7 separate regions of the Mus musculus genome follow, and regions 2, 3, 4, 5, 6 and 7 are each linked to region 1. The links are chromatin loops, found by intact Hi-C in ENCODE. Cell type or tissue: heart. All regions are shown on one strand. Region 1 overlaps Rgs6 (regulator of G-protein signaling 6). Region 2 overlaps Rgs6 (regulator of G-protein signaling 6). Region 3 has its middle 30 kb from the start of Rgs6. Region 4 has its middle 9.1 kb from the start of Rgs6. Region 5 holds the start of Rgs6 (regulator of G-protein signaling 6). Region 6 overlaps Rgs6 (regulator of G-protein signaling 6). Region 7 overlaps Rgs6 (regulator of G-protein signaling 6).

Region 1 (4,000 bases):
TCAGACAAGCTGGCATGTGCTTGTGATCCTGCAGGAGGGTCAGAAGTTCAAGGTTATCTTGAACTGAACAGTTTAAGGTCGTGGCTGAGAAAAGAAAAGGAGGACTCTACAGTCACTGTGATTGCTGTAAACACACAACATAGACGACTTGAAGGCAAGGAAGGGTTTACTTAGGCTCCTGATTTCAGAGGTCTCGGGCCACAGTTGCTTGGCCCTGTGTTTGGACAGAACGCTATGGTGGTTGGGAGTTTTTGTGGTATATAGGAAGCCCATAGAGGAGGCTAAAGCGCCAGGGACAATATGTCCCTAAAGACCTGCCTCTCAGTGAGTCACTTCCTCCTGGTAGCTCCCTCCCCCTAAACATTCCAGAACTTTCCAAAATAACTGTATCAGCTCATGTCCAAACCCTCAGGCCTCACCACATGAACCTTTTTAGGGGAAGGAGGATATTTTCTATCCAAACTCCAACAATGTCTGATAGACCCCTAACCAGGGAGCTTTACTCTTCAGAGGATTCTGCTTTTGTGGACCAGTTACCTGATGGACATCTCTGTTGGGTTGTTCCCACCAACCACTCCCAGTCCCAGTCCCGGGCCCAGGCTACTGCGGTGATGCTTGAGCTATGCGGCACTACTGCTTTGAGTGACAGGTAGATCCAAGGTTGTCCTTATTGATGAGCCAAGAAAGTCAAGCCATTCCCCTCCCATTTACACAGATCGTGTTTGAGCGGAACTCAATGAAACCGGTTTCAGACGCTCCTCCATTAGGCTGAGAGAGTGAATGAGTTTCTACTTGCTGTGAGAAAATGGTCCTAAGTGATGTGCTCCCACTCAGTGTCTGTGCTCTGCTGTGGCTACAGACTGGCGGACACTAACACAGACCTAGAACCTACTTTTGAAAACAAGCCACAACTGTGAGCGCTGGACACCTGTTTGTAAACGAATGGCGAGAGTTAGCGTTAGGTACCAAGCTTGGCTGGACACAGGCACCCAGCTGTTTGAACATTATTCTGGTGCATCTGGGAGGCTATTTCTGGGAGGAGGTAAACATTTGACTGGGTAGACTGAGTCAGGGCATATTGTCCTCCTTATTATTATATAGTGCTTTTGATAACTACCACTATGGAGACCCCATTCATTAAGAGCATAAAGAAGCTGGGAAAAGGAAGAGGGAAAAACTCCTTCCTCCAGATGCACATCAGCCCATCCTGTGTCCTGAACACACATATTTACACTGCATTTGAAGCTTCAGTTCTACTTTTCCAGGCCTTGGATTCACACTGCCAGCTCTCTTATGTCTTAAGCTTGCAGACTTACATTGCAGACCTTGGGATTTGTTGGTCTCTATAACTGTACAAGCTAATGCCTCCTGATAAGTCTGTTTTCTTCAAACATATATGTACACACACATATATGTTATGATAAATATTACAGATACATGTATACAATATTTGAAATGTGTATAGAATATACATAATAATATAACAAGCTATACATCTACAAACATGAGAGGAGATATGGTGTATGCCTGTACTCACTGAAACAGTTTTCTCCCCTTTATCTGTAATAGTGGGAAGGGTTCTGAGAGAATTTCACTAAGGAAACATCCTCCTGATGTAACTGCATTCAGGTAAATTTAGAAGTCAACTATTTATTCAGAGAGGATCCCTAAGCCAAGAGGTGAGCTTTAAAGGAGGCAAATGCTGCAGTTTTGAAAATGGCCTGCAGAGGGCACCGTTAAAACAATCTGGTGGGAAAAGAAGTCCGCTCAACACAGAAGGGAAAGATCTGCCTTGTTGGCAGGACCTACTCACTTTCTAGACTCTAGATTTGGGCGATTTTCAGAATCTCAGCCATTTTTAATGTCATCGTTCTGCTCGCCTGGGTTTTGCAGCCTCCTCCTCCTCCTCCTCCTCCTCTCCCTTTTCTTCCTCCTTCTCTTCCTCCTCCTCCCCCTCTTCCTCTTCTTCCTCCTCCTTCTTTCTTTTTTCTTTTTGCTATTCCTTTTGTCTCCTTGGTAGTGGGAGGTGTGGGTGTCACGCTGCCCTTATTTGTGGCCACGGAAAGTAGAGATTGTTCAGCGAATACTTCTCAACACTGGCTTCAGATAGATAACTCTGGGGGGGGGGTCACAGGGTTACGAAGAGGAATAAGACACAGACCTCGTTTGTGAAAACTCTAAATCTAGTGGGCAAGAAATTCTGCTTAGACTTTTAATACAAAGCAGATGGCATACAAACAAATGACAATGTAGTTACATTCTCTTATATGGGAAGAGGGAAAGGACAGGATAAGTGAGGGACGAACAGCTGCCACCATAGCCTGCCTGCTGACAGAAGAACAGGGCTGTGGAGGCCAACGCAGGGAGCTCACTAACAATTGTGGGCCTGGCCATCACAACACAGGTAATGCAGTCTGGTAAGATGTCACCTGCGAGTGGATTGGCCTCAGCCTGGCTGGGGGCCGGGGGTTGAGCAAGGACTTGGGTGAAGAGAATAGGGGCTGGGTTGAAGAATTTGTGGTCACCTGGTAAAGAGCAGAAGTTAGAGGAGTGTTCACCATAACTGCCCTCTTGCCCATGTCTTTTTCCTTGGACACAGAGGCTCCCCACATTCTGCACAGGGCCTGCGGCAGAACTTTCTGCCTTTGACATAGCTGAGGTTCAAAATTTTCTCCCTTTTCCACACACTTGGAAGCTACAAACCATCCATCCAGCTATGGTGATTTTACAGGTGAATGTAGTTGCTTCCAATGAACTCATGTGACGCTCTGGGAAGGTTAAGTTCAAACTGAAGGCGTCCTAAAAGTATCGGTGAGGGCCAATTTCTTTTTCTCTTTCTTTCTTTCTTTCTTTCTTTCTTTCTTTCTTTCTTTCTTTCTTTCTTTCTTTCTTTCTTTCTTTCTTTCTTTCTTCCTTCCTTCCTTCCTTCCTTCCTTCCTTCCTTCCTTCCTTCCTTTCCTCCTCCTCCTCCTCCTCCTCCTCCTCCTCCTTCTTCTTCTTCTTCTTTTTCGAGACAGGGTTTCTCTGTATAGCCATGGCTGTCCTGGAACTCACTTTGTAGACCAGGTTGGCCTCGAACTCAGAAATCTGCCTGCCTCTGCCTCCCAAGTGCTGGGATTAAAGGCGTGTGACACCACCGCCCGGCTGAGGGCCAATTTCTAACTAAACGTATCTTCTTCCACGGAATACCTAGATCTCCCCAGCCCTGGGCTTCTATAGTGGATATAGTAACACTGTGAGCAATGCAAGGACTGTTCTGACCAACCTTCAAAATATCAACTAGAAAGAGGACCTGGGAGGGCATGAATGCCCTCAGTTGAGCCTCAGTGAAGGTGTTTTCCTCACAAGGGCCAGTTCAAGGCAGTTTTCAAACACATTAAACTGAACAATGAGGAAAGGAGTTGAGCCAGTAAGAATAAAAACAGAAGTCAAAAAATTACCACCTTCTAAGTTCAAATATAATAGAGCATCGGAAGTGTGAGAGTCGGGGAAACGGTTGGAAAACTAAGTAATTGTATCAAACACTGGACCAGGGACGGGATAGAAAGGATGTTTTTGTCCTGAGAATGAGCCCAACCGTGAATGGTTTCCTGAAGTTTATTGTGTAAGAACACTCATGATTTCAAAGCAGTCCAGTCATAGATTTTGTGCGGCTATAGGACCCTTGGCAAGAAAATCTCTCCTACTCTCTTAATGGATTTTATGAGATGGACCTTCCACAGATTTGTCAATTCCCAGTTCTTTGTGATTTCCCACACCAAATCAGACTTCTCGTTCAACTTTGAGTGAAAGGTTCCATTTGTCTTGACGGTGAAGAGTAAACACATTTTAAATGCCAATTCTCTTCATGCTTGATTTTTTTTTTTAATACAGCCTGAAGACTGACAGTAAAAGCAACAGTCCTGACAGGAGCGACCAGTAACTTTCAACAAATGCAGTCATTAGGGTCGTGTTTATACTCCTTGTCATCAGAGAAACATCTGCCTAACTAGATTTTTCT
Region 2 (4,000 bases), 130 kb after region 1:
AGGCACTCGAGTTATACCCAAACATCTTCCTCCAGCCAGCTCTCTTATCTGACCACAGACCATGGAGACTCCGTGTATGGTGCTAAGGCACTTTCTCCGACTCTTCGGCACTCCTCCTATGAACAGGTAAGACTCCACGATCCGTCCCAAATGTGATGTCGTCATGGCACCATGCGGGAGGGCAGGAAGACAGATTGCAACAGCTGGAGGTGAAGGGTGACTTCAAGACACAACAGAGCAGATGCACATATGAATTCACGGGAAACTTACAGCACACTTAAGACCTGCACAAGCTCAAGCCAGACAAACTCCCAGCATAGATAAGGGGATATGGGCATGAAGTCCCAGCCTTAGCTGGGGGCTGGGGAGGGGGGGTGGCGGCTACTGGCATTTGTTTGCTGTTGGGAGAATGAAAGTCAATTTTCTGATATGGTGTGATATCTGACATACTGAACACACTTCAGGGCAGGTGCCAGACCTGAGAGGAGCCTGCTGGCACAAACTTGACTTAAAGAAAGAGACAGACAGACCAATGGACAGACAGAGAGAGAGGGAGCGAGGGAAAGAAGGAGGGAGGGAGAGGGAGGGAAGAGGGAGGAGAGAGGGAGGGAGAGAGAACAAACACATTTAGTTGGGTGGGTAGGGAGGTGAGGAAGGATCTGGAAGGGGTTGGGGTGGTGTGGGTATGAATATGATCAAAGTACATTCCCAAAGGATTCATGAACTCATTATTACTTTTAAACTTAGACTCCAGTTGCTCTCCTGAACACAGCCAGCAAAGTGACTCACCTCAGATGAGTAGGATGCAATGGAAATGAGGCTTAGTAACTTCAGAATCTACATCATCAAAGATGACGTAATCTCTCTGCAACTCTCACACTACAACTTACACTGAATCACAGTTACCGAGCTCTGAAGGAGCCAGGCATCCACATGCAAAGGACACTAGCCCTATCTCAGTATCCTCCAACATCCATCCTGGACACAACAGTAAGTAAGCTTTGGTGATCTCACCCTAGTCTTCAAGATACACACTCTAATGCCAAGAGAAGCAGAGAGAGCTGTCCACATCAAGGCCTGCCAAAATCACAATTTCATGAGCAAAATACTTAAAACCATAGCTTGTGAGTTTCTTGTACATTATGAGAAATCTGGAATGTCTAGCATCCAGCCATACTATCTTCCTAAGATCCATTTATTTGTTGGACCGAGTAACAAATGGCAACTTTATGATGTCGCTCTGATGTGCTTCAAATTCAATATGCTCTAAATAAAACTCAGTCTTTTCTCTGATCCTTATTTTATATCCGCTTTCTCTGGATGAATGCTACAGCCACGAGAAGTCAGGAGGTAGGGTTAACACTCTTACTCCATAAATTCAACTGATTCCAATTCTATTGATCCTACCTCCTTTATGGCTCTGAATTCCACCTACTCATCCTTTCCTCATTGTATCCACCAACTCTTTGCCACCTGGCACCCGAACTACAGTGTGTCCTAATGGACTTCCGGTCATCAATAATTTCTTACCTCTCTATGGCCTTGAACAATACAATACAAAACAATACAATACAATACAATACAATACAATACAATAGCTCCAGCAGTTGTTATCCTCTACCTCCCACTGCAGTTGGCTCTCATTCCATGTTCTTCCCATGTCTTATAGGCTCCAGCATGGTGACCTTGAACAATCTTTTTGTTGCCCCATCTATTCCCTTAACACAGAGGATTGCCAAGAGCTGTTTCTCTACCCACAAGACAATTCTACACCTATTTCTCAACAAATCGACGATTGCTCCTTAAACATAGCCTCTTCAGGGAAGTCCTTTGCTCCCAGACAGACAAGATTCCTCCATTATATACCTCAAGAGATGATGATTAAGGAAACTTCTCCTAGAGATATACACAATGAAAAGGAGGAGGAAGCTAGCTCTTTCTTCTACTCATTTCTTGTACTTCATTTGCTGGTTAAAGAACATTTGTTTCTTGTGGATGGCTTGCGCTGCTTGTACTTTTATGTTAATTCTGCTCTCCCGGGAGAGGTTGTCTGGAATGAAGAATGAGTCATGTACTCAGGTGGCTTCTTGTGAACCAGTCCCCTGGTGAATAAAGGAGCCAATCACTGGGCGAGTGGGTGAGACTTCTGGGTTGGATGGGGGAAGAGAGGAAGCAGGAGAGAGTTAGGTCCTTTAGGAATGGGGACAGCATATGGGCAAGATCTAGCTGCTAGAGTTTCCTGGTATCATGGCAGATCCACAAGGATTCGCTAAGAGGAATCAGATTTTAATAAGGCTTACAAGATTAGGTTTTAGTTGTTGTATCCAGAGGTTGAGTGAACATTGTTTCTGAACTAAGTTTTTGTTGCATTTTTCCTCATGTGGAGGCTCCTCTGGGTTCAAGAGAGAAAGGTACAGCAGCAAAGCATGAGTTTGCCTGATGTGCACCACAAAGGTCATGGAGGATTTGGAAGCATGGGACTGGCATGGTAACGACCCGCCAGTGGGAACTTAGTGAGCTGGGTGAAGACATTTTGGGAGTGTCGGGCCAGAGAGTCTCCATGAGATAAAAACAGGTTGGCCATTGCCCCCAGTGCATGGCTGGCCAGGCCGCCATGGCAGAGATTTGGCAGCACGAATGCTGGAACGAGCTGGTTCTTCTTTGTTTTTTTTAATATTTCCTGTAACAGTTTCTGCCATGGGATTATACATAAGAGACCGCCCCAACCATTTGGTCAGGAGGTTATATGGAGGTTAGCAAAATGTTTGTTTTAATATTGATACAATTTATTCCCACCATAAGAGTTATTATTACACTAATGATAGATTTATAGGCAGCAGCTCAGGCATAGGACTTTTACAGGATTCAAAGTGAAGAATCCCAGGGATCTATGAAAATGGAGACTCATCTTCAAAAAGATTTCAAGGTTACTGAGACATTGGAAAGACTAGGAAATTTTTTTTCTGAATAGCTTTAAAGAATGGTGGCCCACGGCCAGACATACAGGATCATTTTATGTTTACAGGGTCATCATAATTCCCAGGAGCTTTAGTCTAGAAATTTTTCATTGTCAAAAGTCAGAGAAAAAAAATATAGCCACAACAAATTGGTCTGAAGTACACAATTTCATAAGGCTACTGTCTTCCCACTTAATCTTATTTTTTTAAATAATTTCCATTTGACAATGTTTGGAATCATAAATGGCAAAAACAAAGGGAAAGCAAACTAATATAAAGTTAGCTGCTCTTGAATCAAAAGTTTGCAAAGTTGTAGCCCATGTTTTGCTTTCTACTCGCTTTCAACAAACCTAACCATATCCCTTGGAGAACTTGCTCTATTTTTGAGATTTGGAGTCCAACTCTCTCTCTTCTAAGTCTTATACACTGCATTCTCCATTCATTCCTAATGTATTGAAGCCTATTTGGCGTAAATGCTGTGCTAGAATGAAACCGCAGGCCTGATGGATGCCTCATGGCCCCAGTTGATACTTCCCATGCATTCCCTATAAGGCTAAGAACAGGGAAGAGGGTGGATAAGAGGGTGGATAGCAAGAGAAGGCAACATGCCTTGATGGGCTTGGCAGAGCAGACCTTCCTGAATCATTTGGCCATTTTTGTTCAATTACCAGTAAAGTGAGTGACATGAGGTATATAATAGAGGAATCTTGTCTGTCTGGGAGCAAAGGACTTCCCTGAAGAGGCTATGGTTAAGAGGAGATTGTTGGATAGTGGAGAAATAGATGCAGAATTGCCTTGTGGGTAGAGAAACAGCTCTTGCCAATCCTCTGTGTTAAGGGAGTAGATGAGGCAACAAAAGGGTGAACTTCAACTCAGTAGAAACTATACCATAAGTCCAGGGCATGATGAAAGGTTAAGAATATTAGTTTTGTTGGGCTGTGGTAGCATAGGCTTTTAATCCCAGCACTTGGAAAGCAAAGGCAGGCAGATCTCTCTGAGTTCAAGGACAGCCTGATCTACAGAGCAAGTTCCAGGATGGCCAG
Region 3 (4,000 bases), 360 kb after region 1:
CTAAAAATAACCTGGACGCCTGCCTTCCCCAGCCCCCACCACCACCCCCCCCCCCCCCGCACCACCACCACCCCAGCTTCATCTTCAGTGCCTGCTCATGCTGAAGATGCAGGAGGGCTGGAAAAGGCTCCTTGGGGTCCAGCACCAGGGATGTTTGCTCGGATAAACATAACTGAGCGTTGCTCTGCTCCCGCACGCATCAGTGGACCTGCCACCTTCAGGCTCCTGTCACATTTACACTCGAGGAGGCTTGAAGGTGACGATGGATGGATGGGTGATTCCTGTGCAAACAGGCTTTGTGGATTTCAAGCTGCCGCGCCTCCTTTTTCTTTCTCTTTTACCTTTTTTTTTCTTTGATTTTCTGTATGACCTAGGCTGACTTCACCCCCTTGCCTCCACTTTCTGAGTGCTGGCTCCCAGGTGTGTGCCGCTATGCCTAGTTCCGATTTCAACTGTAAGTCCCTCTGGCCTGCACTACTGCCAACTTGACTCAACCCTCTTGTCATTTTTTTTACCCTCCTTCCTGCTCTTCTCGCCTCTCCACCCTCCCCACATCACAGTGTCACCAAAACAACCATACCCCACCATCACCATCATTGCCACCATGCATTGAACTTGTTCAGCCACTTTCTGTGGCTCCTAGAAAGACCACATCCTTGCCAGAGCCACAGCAAGGACCTTCCTGAGCTGTTCCCAAGCTTCTTCAGTCCCCCTCCCTCCCTGGGGACTTCCCGTTCCTACTCAGGTCTTCTAGTACCTTCTGCCGACCATGCCCCAGGAATCTTCTGATCTCCATGCATGCAAGGCCATCCCTTTGCCCAATTCTGACTGATGGTTCAGACCTCAATGTTTTCAAAAAGGATGCTCACTCCCAATGTCACAAACAAGTCCAAATCCCTTCATCTGTCTGCTTCCATCCTCTCCTCTGCAGGACAGATCTGGGCTGCATTTGCACATTTGGTCAATGATTAATTGATTAACGGGATTAACTCTCCAGAGAGCAGCCCATGAGAGCAGTAGGCTACATCTGTTTGTGCATGCTCAGTACCCAATATGCTGCCTGGCATTCTTGAAATGTCCAGTAGTCATAGAGGGAGCAGGGCTAATCTCCAGACAAAAATTATTTAAGGCTTGTATGACTTGTGAGGTTTGGGTGGGAGCAGCGGTAGGGGTGGGGAGATCCTGAGTCAAGAGATGTATTAACACAGCAGCAAACAGTACAGTAGGGGTCTGAAGGAAGACCCTTCGGTTCTGACAGACAAAGCAAGGTGTCTAATCTTAAAGATTTCTGAGGGAAGAGGAGATCTCACATCACGAGGAGGTATTAGCCAATATGCAACCTGTACTGTACACTGCTACAGTATGGCAGGACTTGGCTTACAGGAGAGGGTAGGTGGTGGTGTCTGCATGTCCTAGTTTCACAAAGGAAAAATTAGCATAGCTAAGCCAAGCCGTTGGGAACACTCCCCTCCCACCCCCAGTCTTGCCCTGTGAACTGATTCCTGGCCCTACACTGGCCAGGCCTCAGTCCTTTGGTTGACAATGTCCATACATAACATTTACTCCCTAGAACTGTGGGATTTCATTAGTGTGATGCTTGTCATTATAAACTGCTTCCCGGAGAGCAGGTACCCTGATGAATTCCACCTGGTCTCCCAAGCGAAACGAAACGACTTACTGGGTATAATGGCTCATGCCTGTAATTCCAGCACTTGAGAGACTGAGTCTCTCAGGAGGTCAAGGTCATCCTGAGCTACGTAGAGATCTGTGGCCAGTCTGAGCTACATGAGACCCAAAGGACCAGCAGGAAGACTCAGGGGGTAACTCTGCTTGCTGCTAAGCCTGAGGCCTAAGCTTGAGCTCAGAACCCACGTGATGAGGTGAGAGAAATCACTGCCACAAGTGGTCCTCTGACTTCCACACATGTACTGTGATATGCACACGCACACACATACACAAATACATACATACATACATGCATACATACATACATACATACATACATACATACATACACACATACATACATACAACTTTTTAATTACAGAAACACAAAACCAAAGAGATCAAATATTGTTTTTTTTTTAATTGGGTTGAAATGCTTATCTTTTAATAGTTCAATCCAGATGAATCTGGGGTGGTCTCTTGTATCCTGGAGATTTGTGGAAGAAGAGCGGAGTGGAGGATGGGGAATGATACAGGAGGAGCCTGGATGTAACTTTATCCATGAAGCTTTAAGAAAACTGAAGGATGAGCTAGAGAGGCAACCCAGGCATCAAAGGCTCACCTCCCAACCGAAATCTCAAGAAATCCAAGGCAAAGAGAACAGTTACAAACCAGGCACAGGACAGCAGAGGGACCAGAGACAAGGGGAAGAGACCTTTCCTCCCTCAACCATAGGAACCAGTCCTTTGTTTGGGGATGAGGTGGGCCTGTGCCCTCTGCTGGACAGACAGCGCCCCGGCCACCTGCGCTAAAGGAGTAGCAGCCATCAGCAGCTGGGAGATCCAGCCCACCCTGTGAAGAATGAGCTATTATTGTCACAATCTTGAACTTTCTTAAGTGTTTTTTAGTTGGTGATTGCCGTAGGGATATGCAGAGCTCCATGAGAAATCTACAAACGTTGTGACATTTGTCTGCCGGCAAGTGACAGGAAAGCCAGCTTCCTCACGGCAGGCATGGGAACAGGGTCAGATCAGGGTTCAGAGAGCTGCCAGAAGGGAGCTACTATTTTGAGGTCACAGGGCATGGGAAAGGCTTATTATTTTTCCAAGTTAGCTCCTGTGCCTATGTTCTTACTCCTCCTTCAGCCTCGAGTATCAAAACTGTCAGCCAAAGAAACAGTCCTCACATTAAAGAGACGGTTTATTCTGAAGTCAAATTGTGAGTGTGGTTAGAAAGCACAGATCCGAGGTTCCCCAAATGCCGTGTTCTAATGATGTAGCAATCCCATGGGCTTTTTTAGAAACAGAACAAAGAAGGCCATAAAACAGCAGTTTTGACTACATGGATGGGTGTATCAGGTAGACAGTTATAGGAGACAGCAAAATTTTGCTATTGGCCTTAGATGCTATGTGTGGATATTCTCAGCTCCTTGGTTATTTGAAATTGTCTGCTTGTAAGTCCCAAGGAATTTACCTAATTGTCACAAAGACATTAAATCACATAAAGAGGAGGACAATAAGTTGCTGTTAAGTGGGTAAAAGATACCCACAAGATATTTTTTGCTTTTGAAGATAGGGTTTCTCTGTATAGCCCAGGCTGCCCTGGAACTCGCTCTGTAGACAAGGCTAGCCCTGAACTTACAGAGATCTGCCTGCCTCTACCTCCCAAGTGCTAGAATTAAAGGTATGTGCTGCCACTACCACCCAGCCTCCTAAGATATTGTGACTCTAGACTGGCTACATTCCAACTTCTCTACATCATTTAGTTCAGCCAATCAACCTTTGTAATCACAGCTTTTTCCCCTGGGAGTTCTTATTTGCATACCTATCAATGACCCCACTAAAATTAAAGAAATCCTTTGAAGTATTTGTTTAATGGCCCAGATGCGACACTGGCATGGAATGACATAAGACAGATAAGTTTACCCTACAAGAGAAGAGCAGGCCATGTCGAAATCCTCCTTTCTCTAAGAGAAGAGGGGGAAAGAGGGACATGTTTAACTAGTTAGTGATGTTCTGGTCAAATATATGGTTCTGATCTCTGATTTGTGCTGAATTTTTGTAAATCTATAGCCCTTCTAAAACCACGGAAGAAAGAGAGAAGTTAAGTTTATCTACAGCCATACCGCCTTGAATGCACGGATCCTGTTATATCTCAGAAGGCAAGCAAGGTTGGGCCCCAGTTAGTTAGTACTTAGATGGGAGAATGTAAGTCCAAATTTCCAAAGGGCAAAGAGTTAAATTTTGAGCTGATTCATCTGACACTTGCTCAGTGAATAAATGGGGGAGAAGGGTAAGGATGCCCAGGGCACAAGGCCAATGGCCATGTTCCAGTG
Region 4 (4,000 bases), 340 kb after region 1:
AAGGATGTCAGCCTTGATAGGAATCCAGCCCGGCACAAGATGATGTTCTGTTGACAACAGTGATCATACCTTAAAATAAGGGGGAAAAGGCAGAGCCAGCTACCACAGCAGAGACTGTGAGATAGAGCAGGCTTGCTTGAGGACAGACCTATGTCTCCAGCCATTAGGTCTAGCAAATCAAGTAGGAAGAGTTGATGAGATAGATATAAAATGGGTGTGACTAGGAGAGGCCAAAGGATATAAAATACATGCGATTGAACTTAGAGGATTTCCTGTGGCCGTGACTTTCTCTACAGAGAACAAATTAGAATGTAAACTTGTGGGAGAATCTTGACATGTGTTAAGTCACATATGAGCAAACATGGAGATGACCCCATATAAGTGTCCCAGGGTCATTCTGATAACATCACTATTAGAGTTCTCGTAAGAGGCACTAAGCTGGGAATTGGGAACTAACGTTTGTTTAATTATATCTTGCAACTGTTGGGTAGATGGCTCAGTGGGGAAAGATGCTTGCTTTGTAATGACGAAGACCTGCACTTGGACCCCCAGCACCGATGTTAAAAGCCAGTCACAGCTACATGTCTCCTTCTAATTCCATAGAGAACAGAGAGACAATGGCCGTGGGGACTTGACAGGCTAGCTGGAAGATAAGTGACATTCGGGTTCAGTGAGAGACCCTGTCTCAAAGGAATGAGGCAGAGATGGGTAGAGGAAAGCCAACATCCCCCTCTGGCTCCGTCATACATGCACAGTGGCACACTCATATACATGTACTATGCACACCACACGCAGAGAGATCATTTTATCTCCTATAAACATGCTTTGTACCCTCTGGCCAGCATCTCTCTACTGCTCACCTCTTAGTCTCCAGAATCGATATTTTTCAGAGTCCATATTTAGCCCACGTTATGTGTGTAATTGTCTGACTTGTTATATTTGGCATAATACTGTGTTACTACAAATGAGAGACTCTTTCTCTTCTCCCCCCCCCCTTTTTTTCCAGTTTTGTATGTGTACTGTGTTGCACCTGTTACACATGTGTGTTTCATTGTGTGTGTGTGCACATGTAAGGGGTACATGCACATGGGTGCTTGTTCACATGGAAACATGAAGTTAATGTCAGAGATCATCCTCAACTGTTCTTCCCCCTTATTCATTGAGGCAGGGTCTCTCAATCGCTAGTCAAAGCTGGCTTGCTCTGTGGATCCTGATTCTACCATCAGTGATTGGGATTACAGGTGAACTGTCATGCTCGTCTTTACATGGCTTCTGGAAACTGAAACTTCAGATACCATGTTTGTATACCAAGCGCTTTAACCACTTTTCCCCCAGCCCTAAATCTTTTTGTTTGTTCAGGAGGGATAATACTTTGCTGCATAGATAAATCATATTTTCTATCCACTCATTTGTTGATGGAGACTTAATTTGTTTCTGTGTCTTGGCTGTTGTGGCAATGAACATACATACAGACACACATATACATATTTTTGACCTACCAATTTCATATCTTCTGGGTTAATGCTCAGAGGAGATAGTCCTCGTGTTTCAACCTCCTGAGTGCTAGGAATTATAGGTATGTGCCACTACACCCAGCCCCTACTGTACCGTGCTAATTTGCATTCCCATCAATTGGGTACAGCAACTTCCTTTCCTCCACATCCTTGCCAACACCTCTCACTTTTGCCATTGAGATAACACCCATTGTAACTGGGTGATATGGTATCTCTGGATGGATGGCATTTGCATTTCTCTGACAGCTAATGGTGTTATTTTTTTTCATATTTCTACTGGTAATCTTGATATATTCTTTGGAGGAATAGCCAGTCAGGTACTTTGTTTACTTTTCAATGGCTCTATTTGTTTTCTTGCTATTGAGTTGGTTCTGTGTGTATTTTGGACACTGGCCTCTTTCCCAATCTATTTTGCAATCGCTCCCTCTCCCTCTCCCTCTCCCTCTCCCTCTCCCTCTCCCTCTCCCTCTCCCTCTCCCTCTCCCTCTCCCTCTCCCTCTCCCTCTCCCTCTCCCTCTCCCTCTCCCTCTCCCTCTCCCTCTCCCTCTCCTCCCTCTCCCTCTCCCTCTCCCTCTCCCTCTCCCCCATCTCCCTCTCCCTCTCCCCCATCTCCCTCTCCCCCATCTCCCTCTCCCTCTCCCCCATCTCCCTCTTCCTCTCCCCCATCTCCCTCTCCCTCTCCCCCATCTCCCTCTCTCTCAGAATTGTTGCCTCACTTGCTCTACTGATTGCTCCCCTAACTGTAAGAAGCTTTTTAGTTTGGTATAATTCCATTTGTCTAGTTTTTGCTTTTGTTGTCTATACTTTTGGGGCATATAAAAAAGCATTGCCTGGGCATTGATGTATTTTAGCCTGACTTCCAGCAAGACCCAAAGGCTTCCATTAGGTTTTATGTACACATGAGCAGACAGTGTATAAAATGCTTTAACCAGAAATGCCCTGAGTAGATCTTATTATTTTTACAAGAAAGAATTATCAGAAAAGCTTTTGAGGTCTTTTCAATTAACACAAAATACTTTCTTATTCCCATTTCTCTGTGTTCTGACCTATTTTCCAAAAGTCTGTTTCCTGCCTCTTCTTCAATTGACCTAGGCTCCATCACACACATTTAATTCATCAGCCACCCTAACCTAGCCCTCTCCTCACTGTTCTTAGTCTTAGCTCTTCCTCATTGTTGACATGATAACTCTTCTCCTTTTAAGAAATAAACACAACAGCTACCAAAAGTAGATCCCTTGCTAGACTCTTTGGTCTGGATAATGCTATGAGCCTGCCTCGCAGATGTTCTGTTGATGGTGCAGATCAATCAGGACCACAGGCTCCTCCTCTCTACTCTACAGACAAGGATCTCCTAGGCCTGCATTAATAAGAGGCATTATGGATTGCCTTGGCCTACAGCAGGACAACGAGTTATGCAAGGCTGAACTACATGTACAAATTTTCCATTTATTTGCAAATCATTCTGTTTTGATTTGGTTTGTGGTACTGGAAACCGAACTTAGAGCCTCAGATATGCTAGGCAAGAACTCTACCACTCAGCTACATATCTAGCTTACCCACATATAGTGTACTGCCATTCATTTTATCAATAGAAAACTAACTATAATATTCATCTTATGGAAATTGTCTTAGTTATTACTCTGGTGCTGTGAAGAGACACCATGACCAAGACAACTTACGAAAGAAAGCACTTAGTTGGGGGCTTGCTTACAGTTTCAGAGGGTGATCCCATGACCATCATGGTGGGGAGCATGGCAGCAGACAGGCAGGCATGATGCTGGAGCAGTTGCTGAGAATTTCCATGTTGAGACAACAACCAACCACAAGGCAGAGAGAGAAATAACTGAAATAGAATGGGCTTTTGAAACCTCAAAGCCCACCCCCTGTGACACACCTCCTCTAACAAAGCCACACCGCCTAATCCTTACAAAACAGTTCCAACATCTGGGGACCAAGCACTGAGACATATGAGTCTGTCTGGGCCATTCTCATTCAAACCATCACAAAAATTAACACAGCCTTCAATGTTGGTTGGATATATAGTTGAAGGTGTATATAAGAACTTTGACCCATACCACACTCATATAAACTTTATTATTTTTACTTTTCATTCTATGGGTATGTGTGTGATAGGTGTATGTGAGTGCAATACCTGCAGAGGCCAAAAGATGCCAGATTCCCTGGAACTGGAGTTACAGGCAGCTGCGAGCTTCCTGACATGGGTGCTGGGAACTGAACCTGAGTTCTCTGCAAGAGCAGAGAGTGTCCTCTTAACTGCTGAGCCATCTCTCCACCCCACATATCCACTCTAGATAGGGTACTCTAGAAACCTCAGGCAACTCCTTCAAGTAAGCATTCCTAGTAAGAGTGTTTCAAACATTAAATGCTACTCATGTGTCCATTAAACATCTCACACACACACACACACACACACACACTCATGCATGCACACACACACATCTCATTGACATATGGGTTTAAAAGCT
Region 5 (4,000 bases), 330 kb after region 1:
CTGAAATTTCAGAAGGTGAATGAAGAGCAAAGTTAAGACTATGGAAAGAAAAACACCTTCACCGGAATACCTCCCGACAGCTGACATTTCTAAACTCTACAGCTGCTTTAGGGAAGGAAGGAGTTAGTGGAAGGAAGCTTTCCCCACACTGGAGCTTACAGTGCCCAAGATCACCTCGGTAGCTACACGATTTAGATTAACAGCCCTAGCAGCGAAAGAACTCAAACAATTTATCATCTCTGCAGTACCCGTGCATAAAGGCTTTGGCTTACAAAGGTGTGTCTGTGGGAACTGTCCTGTTTCCCTCTGTTCTCCACTTTGAAGGGATACGTCCCTTCTAATGCAAAGTAAGTTCAGAGCAAGAATAAATATAGAAGTCACAGAAACTTTCAGGCAGCCCAGATCCAACTCCACACAATTGCCCATCTACCTAGTTGTGAAACTGACTTGTGGGAGCCTTGTTTATAGTGTACTATCCTCGGACAGCAAAGGGCTTCGACGCATCGCGCACATACTGGCAACCCATCCTCTAACAGCCTGATAAACACCAACCCAGGTCTTACTCTCCCATTCTCCCTGGAGAGAAAAAGATGAAATGGTGGGCTTTAACCTCCTCCTGGTTGCCTTTCAAGTTTTCCTTTAGGGCTGCTAAAGGGCTTTTATCAGAACTTACCTACAGGTCCAGTTTCTAAGCAGGCACTGATGCTGCGAGAATAATTCCAAACCAACGAGATTCAAAACATGTTCAATTTATTTGCAGACTTAGAAATGCCACTGTCTCCGTGAGAGAGAAAACGCACCCACTTTGTCAAATTAAAAAAGAATGAAAACCCGCAGCTTTTCCTCTGAACAAATTTAAATTTTCTGGGTCACTTCCCTCATCACACTTTTTAAGCAGCCTGACCTGCTCAGAAAAGCCTATACCTACCGTCTGTGAAAGCAACTCCCAAGCCTCAGACCTCACCACCCGCCCCTGCGGTCCTCACCTCACCACGGAGCCTCGCCCTTTCAACCCACAAATCGGGAGCTTATTCTCAGGAAAAGTTGCTGGAGGTAGATTCCCCCACCTGCGCTCTCCGAGCGGATGGCTGGGAAGAAGAGAAAGCCTTCGGGGCCCCGCACGCCCTCCAGGCCCAGGCTCGGAGCGCGTCCCACCCCAAAGCCGGGAAGGCGATTTCCACGCAGACCTGCACCCATCCCACACAAGTCCGCATGCCAGCTCGCCGAGTCACTTACGTAAGCTCGCCCTGCACAGTCCCAAACTGCAGACACACACCCGCACCTGTCACGCATCCGAAATGGACAAGCGCCCACCCCCGAGGAATGCAAGCCACACAGATCGGGGCGCGGGTGCGGCTTCCATTCCTTTTCCTCCGGGTTCTTTTCTTGTCCCTTTTTTGTCCAACTACAATTACCTTAGCAACCAAAGAATTGTCTCGACTCGCTCCGGCGTCTCAGTTTCTCCTAAAGCCCGGCTGGCGCCCGGCTCATGATAAGGCTGGGGAACCCGGGAGTCGCCAGCTCTCGGGGGGTGGAGGAGCGGCCAAATCTGTCCGGGCACTGCTCTCCCGAGTGTCGCCTTCTCCTCCTCTTCCACCTTCTTGGTGCCACTCTACGAGGCGGCGACCGCAGGGGGCTCAGCGAGCACACTGTACAGCTCCGGACCCGGGAGGAGGCGCGGCGGGTCTCATGGTGCCAGGGCGCGGGGCTCCCGGGGTGTTTCCCTCGCCCCTCGCTGGTCCGGACCGGAACCGCCCCCTCGGCGCCCGCAGCAACAGGGACCCCGGGGCGCCCCCGGGCGGAGTTCTTGGCCACCCGGTGGGGGCCGATCGCCAAGGAGCTGCCCGGAGTCGCGCAGCCCAGGCGCTCGGCTCGGCCGCTGCCGCAGCGGCGCCCGCTGTCGGGGACCCAGAGCAGCTGCAGCCTCGCGCCGCGCACCTGGGCGCCCGCACCTGGCCTGAGCCACGCGCTATGAGCGGGACCCTGACACCTGAGCACGTTCTTAGGTCGCCGCCGCCAGGCTCACCTGTCCCGGCGCCGCCCGGGGTACGGATCAGGCCCTGTGCAGCAAGCGAGGAAAAAAATAATCTGCAGATTCCAGGCAACCGAGCAGCTACCTAGAAAACTGAGGGACTGTGTTAAACAAGCCAAGGCTCCTCTCCTTGCTGCCAGGATGACCGTGTACTGAAACTTTAGTGGCGCCAAGGTGCTCACGATTCTGGCCTGAGGTGCTGTCCCGGTAGCTTTTGAATCCCTCACTGACGTGGGGCTGGCGCCCTCTAAATTAAAATGAGCCAGTGCGTTCGTCAGAGATATTGTTGCTAATCTCGTGGTTTTATTTATTCAACGTTTACACCACACAGCGTTGGGAGCGCTTTGTGGTTGATACTATCTTGAAACAATACAAAAGGGAATCTAAGGGGGAAACTATGCACAATATCCTTGGGCAAGAAGAGAAGCTTTGACATTCAAATGAACAAGGGTAACTTGAATGGACATTTTAACCTGAGAGTCCTGAAACGTGATTTTTGATGACTTATGACTGGGTTGCAGATGTAGCTCACCTAATATAGTGCTTTCCCCAGCACTGAGTAAACCCCGACAGAGATGGTATCCACCTGTAATACTCAGGGGCTGGAAGCAGAAAGAACAGAAGTTCGAGGCCAGCTTTGGCTACTTAGGGAGTCCGTGAGTCACACTGGACTACATGAAGGCCTGTCTCAAATTATTTTAGGGAACTGTAGTTGGAGGTAGGACAAGGTGGTTGGTACTAAATAGTTACCAGTAGATGTGTATGTATGTCAATGTTACCAACACCAATAATAAATCAGTAATTTATACTTTAGTGTATTAATCACAGAAAAAAATAAATAAATTACTCCAAGTCATTGGGGATGAATGATCTGGACTCTTCATCTTTATGGCTCTGGGGGTGAAAATTTAAAGTTTCCTTGGCAATATGCATGTTTGTCAACACTGCTGTGCATAAATATGCAAATAACAAAGAACATCAGTTAAAGGTAAATAGATTCTTCTGAATGTAAATCCATTCTTCTAAAATGGCAGATTGTTAAAGATGGCTTCTGATTGAGCGAGGCCCGAGGACAAGGCTGCTAACTCAGAAGGTGGCCTTGGGTAGGATCCAACCCCTGTAAATAACACCTATAACCATGGATTTCTATAATATACTGATTCAAGAAAATAGACATGTCTGTGTTGTTTCCTCACATAAAGCTAGTGTGCTAGCCACACTAAGAGTGACCTGTTTTTAGGAACTGTACTCTGAAGTCTGAAGGGGTCAGTGAGTGTAAGTTGGAGATAAGATGTGCCTAGGAACCCTGTGTGTGCCCTATTGGTAGGGGTAAGCACTTTAAGTCAGAGGTGGGACCCAGTAGAAGGAAGCTGGGTCCATGGAGGGGTCCCACTGAAGGGTGTATGATGAGACTAGCTCCTCCCTCAGTCTCCACGCAGTATACAGGTCTCCTACCAGCATCCTCCAAGACAGTAGCTTGAAGCACAAGACCAAAAAACCATAGGCTAAAAATCTCTGAAACTTGACGCCAAAAGAAGTCTTTCCTTCTTGTAAATTGTTTGTCTCCAGTATTTTGCCACTGGGAAGAGAAAGTGCCTAATACACAGTCATTTGTTACTTATTCACAGATGGTTGGAAACTAGGAACACCCAAATAAAGTGAACAAACGAACTAGTCTGTCCACCTGCTCGTGTAATGTGTTTTGTAATTCAATATGACTTCAGAAGAGATGGCTTAAAAAGATACACTGAGGTATAATTGTTCTCTTCGCCAAGATGAACAACAAAGACTTTGTCTTCATTTAATTTTATGTGTATGGATGTTTTGCCTGCATGTATGTGTACCCTGTGTGTGCAATACCAGCTGGAGGCCAGAAGAGGTGACAGATCCCCTGGGACCAGAGTTAGAGCTGGTTGTGAGCCAGAATGAGGGTTCTTGGAACCAAATTCAGCACCTCTGGAAAAGATG
Region 6 (4,000 bases), 250 kb after region 1:
CCAGAAGATGTTTCAACTGGTAAGAAGGACACAGGCTCCACTATGTTCATAGCAGCCTTATTTATAATAGCCAGAAGCTGGAAAGAACCCAGATGCACCTCAACAGAGGAATGGATACAGAAAGTGTGGTACATTTACACAAGGGAATACTACTCAGCTATTAAAAAGAATGAATTTATGAAATTCCTAGGCAAATGGATGGAACTGGAGAGCATCATCCTGAGTGAGGTAACACATTCACAAAAGAACTCACATGATATGTACTCTCTGATAAGTGGATATTAGCCCAGAAACTTAGAATACCCAAGATATAAGATACAATTTGAGAAACACATGAAACTCAAGAAGAATGAAGAAGACCAAAGTGTGGATACTTTGCCCCTTCTTAGAATTGGGAACAAAACACCCATGGAAGGAGTTACAGAGACAAAGTTTGGGCTGAGACGAAAGGATGGACCATCTAGAGACTGCCATACCCAGAGATCCATCCCATAATCAGCCTCCAAACGTTGACACCATTGCATACACTAGCAAGATTTTGCTGAAAGGACCCTGATATAGCTGTCTCTTGTGAGACTATGCCAGGGCCTAGCAAACACAGAAGTGGATGCTCACAGTCAGCTATTGGATGGATCACAGGGCCCCCAATGGAAGAGCTAGAGAAAGTACCCAAGGAGGTGGGGGGATCTGCAACCCTATAGGTGGAACAACAATATGATCTAATCAGTACCCCCTGGAGCTCGTGTGGAGCTCGTGTCTGTAGCTGCATATGTATCAGAAGATGGCCTAGTCGGCCATCAGTGGAAAGAGAGGCCCCTTGGTCGTGCAAGCTTTATATGTCTCAGTACAGGGGAATGCCAGGGCCAAGAAGTGGGAGTGAGTGGGTGGGGGAGTAGGTGGGGGAGGGTATGGGGGGCTTTTGGGATAGCATTGGAAATGTAAATGAAATAAATACCTAATTAAAAAAATTCAAAAAAAGAAATCAAAATTCTATAATTACTAAAAATGTCACTACAGATCTATTCATTTGATTAACCCTGTACAATTCGGTGTTCACCTAACAAAGACCTGAGCCTAACATGCAGAGATAGTGGCATAGCAGTGTTGAAGGAGATGCTCACACACTGGTCTCAACCACACGGGGAAGGTGGCTCTTACTGGTTCAAGGAAAAGTCCAGCCACTCTGCTCCTTTGCCTCTTCTCATCCTGGCAAAGCGATAGTGCTCCAGTTCTATGTAGACTTAACCCACCTTCTCTCAGTGTCCTTCCTACCAGATGTGCTTAGGGAAGGACACGTGTGCTCTCTCCAGCATCACTGTCCCCGATCTGGGCATTCTGAATCTCCATCACCTTCCATTAGTTTTCTGAGTGCCGAGAAGCCTTGGGCTAAGTATTTAATCTTTTGCAGTTCTTCGAGAATGGCTGAGAGCTGAGCGAATCTTCTAACTCTAAAGTGAACAGCAGGATTCCATATCTATATGACTTGGCTTCGCATTACCTGAATTTCTTTAGATTGTGGTCCCTGGATCCCACTGCCTGGGCCACATTAGGCTGCATTATTCATAAACTGTGATGCAGATTACTCTATGGCCTATGGGCACGGAGCCCTGGACCAGGGCCCTCTCTGTGTCACCCACTTGGTCTCTGCTTCTCTTGAAAAGCTGAGTAAACCTGCCAAGCTGGTTTATCTTCACTCCTTTGTGGGCCTACCCTGAGAATTCCACTTAGAAACCACAGACACGGACCCGAAATCCACAGGGCTACCAGATACTTAACCCCGAGACACCGAGAGCTGGGCACAAATCTGCACGTGGTTTTGGGAGGAGTTTCAGAGAAAGCAGAGAAACAACAAGGTATGTGCCATCTTGGAGGACCAGCAATGGCTCACAAGGAATCCACCCAGCTAGCCTAGCTAGAATTCACTTCCAAGAATATAGCCCTAAAGGAAAGCCTTCTGTAAGAATACTGTGTGCCTGTAAATTTGACCTAAATAAGAACAGTTGGTGCCTGTCACACAGCTGAGTTCTCTATGCACAGTCAACCTGTGATGGACCCTGATGGACACGTAGGAGAACAGTTTGTCTCTCCCATCTGCCATAGTCAGGGCCTCATTTGCTCCTGCTCTAGGAAGGCACCACCTGGTGGTCACTACCAGAAATGACAACACGCACTTTGCCAAAACTTTCCACCTCTCCAACTACCACACTTTACATTCATTCAACAAAATTCTCCTGAGCCCTTATCATGGGCCAGAGAGTGTGGGAGGTACAGAGACACCAGTAAGATAAGACTCGGTGGCAGGATGCAGAGAGCTTATCGCCAGCGCAACTGAGCCAAGAAGACAGAAGAGTAAGGTCTAACTTGGACCACATCCTTGGTATCCCAGCCTTCTATTAAAGCCCCTCTTTTGCCTGAGAAGAATTATTAGCACAAATGGCTCTCCTTTCTACCTTATTCCTCCCACCGCTGTCATCAATCTTCCCAGTCATTGCCAACCAGGGCCCTTTCCAGTTTTAAATCAACTGTCTTGCTAGGTCTTTCCCCAAGGAAACCTAAAATGACAGGGGCCCTGCATTCTTTATTTTCACTGGAGTTTTAACCCCCTCTGAAGGCGTCTCCTCTCACTCTTACGCTCTCCTTTCCTCCCTCAAAGAAGCAGGTGGGTGGTCAAGACACAAGGGACCCCCACTCTCATCAGAACTCTGATTTCGACATCCTGTGACACATTCTAGTGAACCCACTCCTTTTAATCTGTGGGGATGATCTGACTAATGTAAGGAAATAGCCACATTTTAAATAGAGTCCCTAATAATGACTCAGACGGGCGTCTGGACAGGGTTCATGCCATTGTGAATCCGAAAATGAGTCGCAGCTATTAAAAAAAGGAAATTGGCTTTCTTGCGTAGCTGGAGGCAATTTAGAAGAAGGAGCTCTAGCGAATGGGTTTGGAGCCCTGGCGAGTGCTCATGAAATGAGTTTCTGTGTCCTAAGTCCACTGCTTAGGAAAGTTGTTCTCTTCAAGGTGTCCAAGTTTTCTCAGCAGGTAAGATCACGGGTATAATAAGAACACTAAGGGTACCAATGAGAAAGATGGGTTGATACAGTGAGAGCCATGGGTACTTGGGGGCCAAGGGCATCCTCTAAAGTTGAAATTGCCCTCAAACAGGGAAGCCACCCTTTCCAGTGGAATGTGGAGGCTGGAGTCACAGACTGGCATGGAGGAAAGAAAGAAAGGATATGGGGCGTGAGCCAGGATAGATGTAGTGTGAGCTAGGGTAGATGGGGGCATGAGCTGGGATAGGAAGCAGGTGTGAGCTTAGAAGAAGCAACTGCTCTGACTTTTCACCTGCATCCCCAAATGTGCTCTCCCAATATCCCTTCCCGAGATAAACTATCACCCGGAAGCCCCAGCCCCCAAAGACACTTTCCAGCCAGGCCTCCTCTCCTCCTCAGATCCCATGTCACTCCTTGGCACCATCTGCTTGTTTGCTGATGGGTTGATAGACTGCCTGCAAGGGGGATGGCTGTGTGCTGCTTGCTTCCCATCCCTGTACCTAAAACAGTTGCTGGCACACAGTAGCTGCTTAATAAACACCAGTTGTTATTATCGGCACACTTTGCACAGAGCCTAGAAACTTGAGGCTGACTCCATAAACATTAGTATTTATAGGTGAGTATCTCCAGAAACTAGCAAAAGGAGGAAGGCAGCTGGGCGGCACCGAACCTCGGAGAACAGTCTGTGACTTGCCAGCAAAAGGAAGAAAAATGAGGGGATCAAGCAGAGTCACAGAGATTAATAAGTGTGGCCCCCTCTGAGACAGAGCTAAGCCCAGCCAGCTGGAGAGGTCTCCCTCCACAGTATGGAGCCCCGGACCTGTCCAACTGGCAGCACAGAAAACAGCGCAGTGAGGTTAAGACCGTTCATCCTGGGAGAGGCCAGAAGTACTGAAGGGAGAGGGGAAAGGGGAGGTACTTAGGCTAAGTCAGTGTTTGGCTACCA
Region 7 (4,000 bases), 72 kb before region 1:
CCTGGTGAGGACACACCATGGTATTGGTGGACCCCTACTCCCTGTTCCAAACACCAATGAGGGCTGAGGTCACTCTACCTAGGACAGGAGATGCTCTGTATTTCCAGGGCCAGCTCATAGGCCAAGAACTAAGCATTCATTCATTCATTCATTCATTCACTCATTCATTCATTCATTCACTCATGCATTCATTCATTCATTGTCGAAAGGAAACATAGGACTTAGCTCTCTCACTGGTTCAACTCTATCTAGCCTGTAAGGCCACATCCCCAAAGCTTGGCTTCAGACTTCTCATTTCCTTAGGCTTGGTTTTCCAGGATTGCAGATAGTAACAAAGAATTATTAGATTACCCTGCTGCTCCATTATGATATACAATACAGTATCAGACACCTTTATGTCATCCCATATGCTTATTTACACCAAAGTGTAACTCTCATGTAAGTCTGTACAATAATATAAGAGTTTCGTGAGGATTATGTGAGTTCTCTAGGAAGTATCAGTCCCATTTTCCAGATGAGGAATTGGAGTCTTGCTCCCTTAAGCACACAGAGAGCGGGTAGAAGCGTCAAGAGGGTGGCTACTCAGAGAAAGTTTGGTATCAGCAAGAGGGACCAGTGAGGACCACTTTCTCCCCTTTAGAGCCCCACTGTACTCCCGCTGCCTTGCTATTGTAGTAACATAACCGGTAGACACACTCTAGGAAGAGGTTTATGTTGGTTTATGGTTTCAAGGGATACACATGGTTCACCAGGCAGGAAGACATGTTACAGTAGTGGAAACATATAGCCTGGGATTCTCACACCTTGGCAGACAGGCTAGAGAAAGGATACACCAGTCTCAGATCAGAACCAGAGGTGATTATAGCTCTCAAGGCTCACCTCCCCATGATCCTCTGCTCCCAGCCTGGACCCAGACCCCAAAGGGTCTACAATCTCCTAACTGCCAGCAGCTGGGGACCAAGTGTTTAAATCTGGGGTAGGGGGACATTTTATGTCCAAACTGTAACATCTCTGGTTCTGAGAAGGGGCACACAGCTTTAGGTCTCAAACCCTGTGTTGGTCAACCCTTGAACCCCGGAGGCCAGGCAGATGTAGAGGCCTCTGGAGGGACATCACCCAGGCAGCTGAAAGTTGGGAGAGAGAAATTGCCTCAACTTCAAGCCAAGTCCCCTTGTAGTGGGAAACGGGAATCTGCTCACTGTGGATTCTGCTCTTGGGTGGCTCTCCTTTGCCACTGTACCTTGATATGAGGGACCAGTGTCACCTCTTACCTAGTTTGAAAAATGCAAACTACCGGGCGTTGGAGAGATGGCTCAGTAAAATGCTTGCTGCACGAGCGTGAAGACCCGAGTGAATTCCCAGCATCCACATAAAGGATGGGTGTATGGTACATACCTGGTACATACCTGTAAGTCTAGTTTTGGGGACCCGGACACAGGGAGATTCCTAGAGCTTACTAGCAGGTTAATTTAGCGGCATCTTTGAGCTCTAGGTTTAGTGAAAAACTTTGCTTCACAAAATAAAGCGGATATCGATTAAGGAAAACATCTTGTGTTGACCTTGTGTTGCATAGTGTATGCATACATGTTCATGTGTGTCCACACATGTATGTGCACATGAATACATGTGAACATGTATGCATAGGCTATGCGGACGATCACATTTTGTTTGCGAGATGAGTGTGACCCCGTTTCTTGTCTGTACCAGGCCGCCCAGACCACTGTGCTCTTCCCCTTCCCTCCGTGCTGCCTGCCCCCTTCTGTAGCTCCTTCCTCTCTCCAGCCCTTTCCCTTCTCATGGACTCTCTCCAGCCCTGGAAATTATGTGAGCTCCCCACATTGCCTGGACTGGCTTCACGGAGAAAAGAGATTCTTCACAAATTCAAAAAAAAGTCCCATCTTACAAAAGAATCTTGCCACATCCATCTTTTTGGCAGAAACAGCCTGTTGGCTTAATGTAGAAATGATTTAGGTTTGAGCGAGGAGGGCTTTGCTTCTGCCCACATTCTGTACTTTTAGTCCTTCTTGCTATGCAATACACAAAACCACCACACGGGGTCACTGTTGTCTTTGAAAGCCGCTTGAGTTGGTGAGCTGCTTTCTAAACAGACTGGGAATCTAGGATAGTGGTATTGATTTTGTATTTCACTTAAATTAATTATCATTGATGTTCTGAAGGCTACTTAACTTCTTGGTTAGAAAGGTACAGATCTGAAGTCTGTTTGATGTCATTTATAGTATTTTCCAGAAGCCAGAAATGAAGGTCAAGGGAAAAGTGTGGTTATAGTCACTTGTGAGGGGTTTTCAAGTGCTCCTGGAACTTCTGGGTCTATGGGTAAAATTACCACGTCAATTGTGAATGTCCAAAAGTTACAAAGGAAGAAATGTGGGTAGACAGGAAAGAAGTTTTAGACGTTAGGTGACAGTGGGAGAAGAGGCAGGAACCACCAAGCTTCTGGAGATATGAGAGAGTGACAATTGGTGATTAAAGTGGAACTAGGTCGTAGTTCATAGTGAAAGGAGACTGCTGAGCAGGGCCCCTCTTTCTCCTGTTTGTGCAGATCTCGATCCCCAAATCTTCAGCCTTTCTCCATATGAAATGGTGCTAATTCTTGCTGGCAGGCAGGGTCAAGCTTGGGTTATTACCAACTCGAAGAACACAACCGTAAATGCACAGAGAGAACTGGCTAACGAAGAAGCCATCCTTGGGCATCCTGGGAACCCAAGGTCCAAATGCTATGCAAGGGAGTACTGCAAAGGAAATGTGGGACAGTCTCCTTGGACAGGTCTTCCTGAATCTCATAGGTGCAGAGTCCCCGCCTCCAAATACTCCGCAGTGCTCATCTGCATCAGAGCATCTGGTTCCAGCCTTAGTGGCCAGTACCCAGCAGGAAGCAGACGTTGGCAGATTGAATTAAGGAGTAGATACACATACACATGGGGCTGCCTGTGGGGCATCTGCTCTCAGCTGAAATAGTGATGCTCACCAAACAGGATTTGGACTCTGGCGTTCTCATGTAATCAGGATCTTACGACGTAGGCAGCCTTGCACAACGGTTATTGGTCCCCCTTCTCTGCAGCCAGAGAGCCAGAGTTCAAAGCCTGACCGAGCAAGTTTCTCAATTCTCTGTTGCTCCTTGCTTCTTTAGGAAGATAAGGACACTAGCCATGTTGTATGGCTTCCTTGAGGGAGGGGGTGGGAGAGCTAGCCTTTAAACTTGGAAAAGCATGCAATTTGTGACATGTTCTCACTGAATGCTGGTTTCAAATAGTATTTTCACAACTATTCATTAAAATACAAATCTTGCTGGACTTCATGCCAGGTATCAGGATCTTAGCCCATTCAGACCTCTCATTCAGCTGGTGTCTGCTGCAGATGTCTGGGAGATGAACCTGGGTTAGCCACTCCCAGAGTGGGCCCTGCCTTCAGAACCTCAGACAGAACCACTGCTTGGCAGAGGCTGTGAGTGCATGGGAAACAGATTAACTTGCAATCATTTCAGCCCGCCACTGGCCATTTGCTAAATGGCATGGTTTGATATGGGAGTGTCCTCTTGCCCCTTGTTGGCGCCAGCCAGGCTTCTTATCAGGATGGTGTGACGGCTGAAAGTCACCCAACCCCTCATGACACACATCTTTCTCAGCAGATTTGCCCTTCATCTGCTGAGATTCAAGGACACAAGAAGAGAAGAAAATAATGAAATCAGGTAAGGAGAACTGCAGCGTACTGAGACCTTCTCTGGGGTCCAAGCTCAGCGACAGAAGCGTGATGTTGACACAGCATCTGCCCAGTGTTTCCCTGACTTCAGAGAATTCCCATGGAAGTCCTCTCTTCAAGACCTTGTTCTGATTTTCTTCTTTCCTTTCCCAGTTCTGTTTCCTGATAAAGAGGCTGTTTGAAGTTCAACAGTGGCAATGAACGACCATATGACCATGTTATGTGTGTCCTGTAGATGTCTCTGATGCTGCTGGTGGGGATTGGGGGGCGGGGGAGAGGTGGG

What was found. Hi-C counts contacts between places; a loop is a spot of excess contacts. Peaks named below come from ENCODE experiments on the same cell type or tissue, not always from the same donor. Only the 100,000 strongest peaks of a DNase experiment are listed, where the experiment ranks them.
Region 2: it touches region 1 in a loop (2.1-fold over the local background); 2 of 42 quality-filtered maps call a loop at or near these places.
Region 3: a loop joins it to region 1, with 2.1 times the contacts of the local background. A loop is called at or near these places in 2 of 42 quality-filtered maps.
Region 4: it touches region 1 in a loop (2.7-fold over the local background); 12 of 42 quality-filtered maps call a loop at or near these places.
Region 5: a loop joins it to region 1, with 3.0 times the contacts of the local background. A loop is called at or near these places in 12 of 42 quality-filtered maps.
Region 6: it touches region 1 in a loop (7-fold over the local background); 13 of 42 quality-filtered maps call a loop at or near these places.
Region 7: it touches region 1 in a loop (6-fold over the local background); 7 of 42 quality-filtered maps call a loop at or near these places.

What each region holds. Positions count from the first base shown.
Region 1 is chr12:82,944,450-82,948,449 of GRCm38, reverse strand. All of the region lies in intron 2 of Rgs6 (regulator of G-protein signaling 6), which reads right to left. Among named protein-coding and RNA genes, the nearest start is that of 1700085C21Rik, 7.3 kb to the right of the region's middle. In heart, a CTCF peak has its summit at 1,719 (motif pointing right); a DNase peak (open chromatin) is centred at 1,759; H3K27ac peaks cover 1,005 bases.
Region 2 is chr12:82,812,998-82,816,997 of GRCm38, reverse strand. All of the region lies in intron 2 of Rgs6 (regulator of G-protein signaling 6), which reads right to left. Among named protein-coding and RNA genes, the nearest start is that of Gm22149, 43 kb to the right of the region's middle. In heart, no CTCF peak of the experiment used is centred here; no DNase peak of the experiment used is centred here.
Region 3 is chr12:82,585,237-82,589,236 of GRCm38, reverse strand. No RefSeq gene overlaps it. Among named protein-coding and RNA genes, the nearest start is that of Rgs6, 30 kb to the left of the region's middle. In heart, a CTCF peak has its summit at 2,445 (motif pointing left); no DNase peak of the experiment used is centred here; H3K4me3 peaks cover 395 bases; H3K27ac peaks cover 759 bases.
Region 4 is chr12:82,605,861-82,609,860 of GRCm38, reverse strand. No RefSeq gene overlaps it. Among named protein-coding and RNA genes, the nearest start is that of Rgs6, 9.1 kb to the left of the region's middle. In heart, no CTCF peak of the experiment used is centred here; no DNase peak of the experiment used is centred here.
Region 5 is chr12:82,614,799-82,618,798 of GRCm38, reverse strand. Rgs6 (regulator of G-protein signaling 6) reads right to left here and starts at 1,874. Exons shown (of 17, transcript NM_015812.4): 1 at 1,416-1,874. In heart, a CTCF peak has its summit at 1,904; no DNase peak of the experiment used is centred here; H3K4me3 peaks cover 2,418 bases; H3K27ac peaks cover 1,413 bases.
Region 6 is chr12:82,699,236-82,703,235 of GRCm38, reverse strand. The region is part of intron 2 of Rgs6 (regulator of G-protein signaling 6); the gene reads right to left. Among named protein-coding and RNA genes, the nearest start is that of Gm22149, 71 kb to the left of the region's middle. In heart, a CTCF peak has its summit at 2,145 (motif pointing left); no DNase peak of the experiment used is centred here; H3K27ac peaks cover 573 bases.
Region 7 is chr12:83,016,264-83,020,263 of GRCm38, reverse strand. All of the region lies in intron 3 of Rgs6 (regulator of G-protein signaling 6), which reads right to left. Among named protein-coding and RNA genes, the nearest start is that of Gm31308, 14 kb to the right of the region's middle. In heart, a CTCF peak has its summit at 2,046; no DNase peak of the experiment used is centred here; H3K27ac peaks cover 1,289 bases.